Regions from separate parts of the Mus musculus genome. Here region 2 is linked to region 1. A link is a loop called in an ENCODE intact Hi-C map of the cell type or tissue named here. Cell type or tissue: heart. All regions are shown on one strand.

The links. Peaks named below come from ENCODE experiments on the same cell type or tissue, not always from the same donor. Only the 100,000 strongest peaks of a DNase experiment are listed, where the experiment ranks them.
Region 2: it touches region 1 in a loop (3.0-fold over the local background); 2 of 42 quality-filtered maps call a loop at or near these places.

The regions. Positions count from the first base shown.
Region 1 is chr1:190,446,044-190,448,543 of GRCm38, forward strand. No RefSeq gene overlaps it. Among named protein-coding and RNA genes, the nearest start is that of Gm30725, 4.5 kb to the left of the region's middle. In heart, no CTCF peak of the experiment used is centred here; no DNase peak of the experiment used is centred here; H3K27me3 peaks cover 1,813 bases.
Region 2 is chr1:190,044,480-190,046,979 of GRCm38, forward strand. It overlaps Gm39736 (a long non-coding RNA gene), which reads right to left and starts at 671. Exons shown (of 2, transcript XR_865850.3): 1 at 455-671. In heart, a CTCF peak has its summit at 1,500 (motif pointing right); no DNase peak of the experiment used is centred here; H3K27ac peaks cover 411 bases.

The DNA of each region.
Region 1 (2,500 bases):
AGGCCAAGGGATGAGGTCGGTGTTGTCAAAATCAGGTGAGCTGATGGTGTGGGGTGGGGTGGTTCTTCAACAGAAAGTTGGGGCGCTATAAACCGATACAATGGGAGGGCTGGGCAGAGAGAAACAGTCACCGGGACTGTGTTGGCTCTGACCTTCCGGAAGCATCCATGGATGGGGCCAGCGGTGATAAAAGGACTTGATACAGGGCTGCAAGGTAGCACTAGGCAGGGAGTCACAAAGTCCTTGGCTGTAATTCCAGCTCTCTCCGTAACTACTGATGTGACTTTGAACAAGTCATTGAGGGTCTCTGGGCTTCAGTGCCTCCTATGTAACAGAGAGCAGTAATTTAAATAATAGTAATGGCAAAAGCTCCCCAGGTTGCTGTGAGGATCCTGATGTGATCCAATTGGATGAGATCATAGGCAGAAAAGCCTTTTGAAATGCTAAGTGCAAAAGATTTATAAATATCAGAGTGTATTTGAGGCAGGAGAGTAGCATCGGCAGAGACATGAAACAGGAGCAAGCCCTGTGTATAGGAGGAATAGTAAGCAGGTTTGGCTTGGAACCTGGGAAAAGCTGGGCTTGGGGATGGAAAGCTAACATGGCGCGACCCCACGCAGCAAAGCCTGAATCGTAGTCAGCCCCAGGAAGTTCTGGTCTGCTGAAAGGGAACATACAGAAAGGCAAAGCAAGTCCTTCCAGTTAACGAGGACTTTCCCATGAACAGCCAGCTTTCTCCTCGGGGAGACACCGTCAATGCGGGCTGTGCCCCTGGCCAATATTTGGTTTCTGGGAGGCCCTTGCCCCTGTCTCTTACCAAGGAATCATAGGAACAGGTGGAGAATGGAGCCCTAGAGGAGGGCCAGGTCAAGGTCCTGGAGGGTGGGGCATGGGAAGGAGGAGGAGGAGGAGGAGAAGAAGAAGGAGGAGGAGGAGGAGGAGAAGGAGGAGGAGGAAGAGAAGGAGGAGGAGGAGGAGCAGGAGGAGGAGGAAGAGGAGGAGGAGGAGGAGGAGTGGAAAGTAGCAGGTGGGCCTCAGTGATTGTGACCCTCCTGTGTAATCAGCCCTGATTAGGGAAAATCACTTGAGTGTAGAAGCCCCATGCGTTGGGTCCCTTCCCAGAGAGCTAGATTGCTAGGCTTCTTTGCCCTGTCAGGAGGGTTTACTGAGTGTGCAGAGCAGGTAGGAAGAACTTTCAGAAGCAGGTCTCTCTAAACGATTGTTGTTGCTGCTGCTGCTGCTGCTGTCCACCTCTCTACTCTCCCAAGGGACAGCAGTAGGAAATGAGAGGTGTGCACACCCAGGGAAACAAGTCTGGCCCTTGCCTTGCTTGGCTCCCTAGTCGTACAGCCCGTGGCTTGTTGTGTGGGATTGTGAATGGAAGTAGGAAAGATATCCATAGATAAGCACCGACTTGCTTCCAGCACTCAACAGTTACAAAAGACTCTCCTTCACGTCCTGTCCGTGAGTTCTCCCACGATGCTGGCACACAGGGTTGATCAAGCACTTCAGAAAGTCTGTGTCATTGGCTCACAATCCCAACTGCCACTACACAGGACAATCAAGACCTGTGTGAACTCTGTGGCTCACTACTGTGTTGCTGTGGATTCGGAAAGCCTTGAGAAGCCACTTCCTCTCAGCCTAGGTGGCAGTGTCCTGGAAGGCCCCAGTGGGCTTTCATTGCTGGGGAATGACAGGTGAGGTCAGGGTGGGGGTCTGGAGGTGTGTATTTCAGCTTATCCTAAAAACTCTGGGGAAATCATGTAGGCCTTAGGGTTGTCATCTACAGAATGGCGGTGGCACTGCCCATGTGGACCATCCTACAGAGCTGCCTTGATAATGTCCTCTGAAGACGCCCCTGTGCTATTCCAGGAGTTGAGCAAAGCCTTCCGTTTCCCGTTCTTCTCCCTCCTCAGCTATTAACAGGATGCTCCCTTCAGCCCTAAGACAGAGGGAGGTGATGTCTGGCTGGACCTAGGCTGCAGGTGCTGGTGGAGCTCTTTTGTGCTGTGGGACTTGGTCCCAGGTAGGTTTGCCCAGAGGCCATTCTGCTGGAAGGATGAGCTACGGGGAAAGGAGCTTCACCACAGGTGAGCAAAGAGAGACAGCCGGCTCGGAGGCTTTTAAATGTAAAGTGCTCTCTAGAGAGTTCGCAAAGGCCCTATTCCAGGGAGATCAAAGTCGGAAAAAGCTTGCTCCTCCAGAATCAAAGGCTCCTTGCTCTCAAGAGCAGACAGCAAAGATCCCCACCCCCACCCCCACCTCATAGTCCCCCACCCCCACAAGAAGAGCCAAGCAGAACAATGGCGAGTGGCTGCCTGCCCCCAGAACAGACGCCGGGCCAAGTCTGCAAACATCTGCACCTGGGATGCACCTGCCAGGCAGGGCTGACCCGGAAGCAGCGAAGCGCACCTGCTCTTTTGATTTCCCATCATTCACTGGGTGCGGATGGTCCCATGGATTCTTACACTGCCCTCTTCCCTCCCTCCTACTTGTGGTT
Region 2 (2,500 bases), 400 kb before region 1:
CCTGGAGTTTCAGATCTGACAATCCCCGTTCCAAAGACAAAAGTTCTTTTCTCTTCTCTCCTCTCCTCTCCTCTCCTCTCCTCTCCTCTCCTCTCCTCTCCTCTCCTCTCCTCTCCTCTCCTCTCCTCTCCTCTCCTCTCCTCTCCTCTCCTCTCCTCTCCTCTCCTCTTCTCTTCTCTTCTCTTCTCTTCTCTTCTTTCTCTCTCTCTCTCTCTCTCTCTCTCTCTCTCTCTTTTTAGTTCTTTACTGGAATTCTTCATTCTTTCCCATCCACCCCAGGCCCATTTCTCATTTCCTCAGGAAGCCATTTAGCTAGAGGCGTAGGGAAAGTTGCCTAGCGCATTTCATCAGGCCCTACAGACGCTCACATACCCGGGCAGGGATCAAGCACTGAGAGCACACACAGCCTTGCCCATGGGCATTTCTGCCTGGGGACAGTTAGAAGGGCTCTCACCTCTACTCACACCAGCTTACTTTCAGGAACCGCTGGAAGTGGCAGGGTGGCCCTGCATGTCTCCTTCACAAAGCTTCCACGGGGTCACTGGACAGGACGCTTCTGTGTGCTTTCCAGGGTTCTCTTGGAAAAGCACCTGCAGAGACCATCTGGGGCGCTGTAGCGGGAAGTTGCTGCATTCTGTAACTTTTTCAGACCTTTACTTTGTAGCTGAGTTTCATCTCCTGGGAACAACAGTCTGGCGGACAGGCTGGCAAGCCCTCTGTTCTATGCTCTGGAGGAAGGATTCACATCTCCAGGAGGAGTAAATAGATGAAACCCAAGAGAACAAATCAAGTGTGTTTTTTGGTGCTAACTGCTAGGAAGAAATAAAACATTTATAAAAATAAAATGTTTTACTATAACGACCAATTTCCATTGTGTTTGCAAAAAAAGTGTCCCTAATACTCTGGAATCAGTTGTTTGTTGCCAGGCATCAGTCATCCCTTGGGGGACAGGGGATCCCTTTGTCCTATCTACAGCAGGGAGCCTACATCTTCCCCCAAAGGTAGGCTAAGAATTTTCACCAGCAAAGATCTGGCATCACATGGGTTGCACTAACTCCTGGTTGGACACCATGTGACAGGAGAAAAAAATAAAAGTCTCTAGGGGGCTTGAAAATATTCTCCACTTTATGATCTCCAACAAATGGAGAACTTGTGAGAAATATCTGTGAGGCAAAGAACAACCAGACAGAGTAGAGTGTTTTCAAGTCCACGGAAAATCAGAAGGCATTCTCGTGCCCTTAATGTTTCAGCATTGGCCACTGTGGTTGAGATCAAATCTAAGCCTTCTAAATCCTAGAAGGACCGTGAGCCTTGAGGGAAGGCTGCTTCTCCTTCTGTTGGCCCACATGCATCTTCCTGGGGTTTGAGAAGTGTCCCACATTTCTTGCTTTGCATTTGATCCTTCCCACTGAATTAGTTGGTGGGGGAGCCTCCAGGAATCAGGTGGAGCTAGCAGGAATCAGCAGAAAGCCCTTCAAAGAGCCTACGCTCTGCTCTGCCAAGCAACCAGCAGATGTCAGCAGCTCATCTACTTTTGGTCCCTGGCAGAGGTACAGAGCCCACCAAGAAGGAAGCCTGGGGCTGACACCAGCTGTTTTTTAAGTCTCTGGCATGGGTTAAGGAATGGGTCCACTCTTAGGTGGACAACTGAAGGCTAGGGGATGGCTTACTTCAGGGGAGACAAGCAGATGACATTCATGCAATAGTTTCTTGCTCTTCACACTTGAATGGGAGTTTGTGGTTTTTTTTTTTTTCTTTCTTTTTTTGTTTGCTTTTGTTTTTAATATTGGTTTTTGGTCAGTCCCATTTACAGATACCAGGACTTGTCAGAGAATTAGACAAGCTTTGTTGGGAAACTTTCAAAAGTTAAAGGTAATTAAATTTGCTTTCAAATATGATTCCTTGCCCTTTAAGATCTGTTTTTGAGGAGGATCCCACTAGATTCTCGAGAAAGAATGCTTAGCAAGAAAAATTCGGCTTGAAAATTCCAAACAAAATTTCAAACAGGAGGTCCAAAAAAGATGTGTGAGGGATGGAAGTCAATTAAGACCAGCTCCTGAGATTGGTTATTTAGTTTACAAACCCAGGGTAATCCCTCAGTCTAATAAATGTGAGACCAAATACCACTGGTGAATTAAACATCAACACAGCTAAACATGCCTTTGGTTTATGGAGGAGAGCTCCATTCTCATGTGTGCCCATAGCAAATACACCTGTCAGCATGTGCTCCTCAGAAGCCCAGGGTCAGGGTGAAAAGACAGTAAGATCGCATTTATTAAATGTTCTCCAAGCTGGGGAGCATGTGTGCCCATGTGTCCGTGGGTACACACAGGCTTGTGTAAATTTGTACCTATTGTGCTTGTGCATTCATGAATGTGTTTGCATGTGCCTGTGTGTGCATGTTTGTGGTTGTGCATGCGTTTGCATGCCTGTAGGTGTGTGTGTGTGTGTGTGTGTGTATAATATCCAGTGTCTTTTTCAATTGCTCATCATCCCTTTA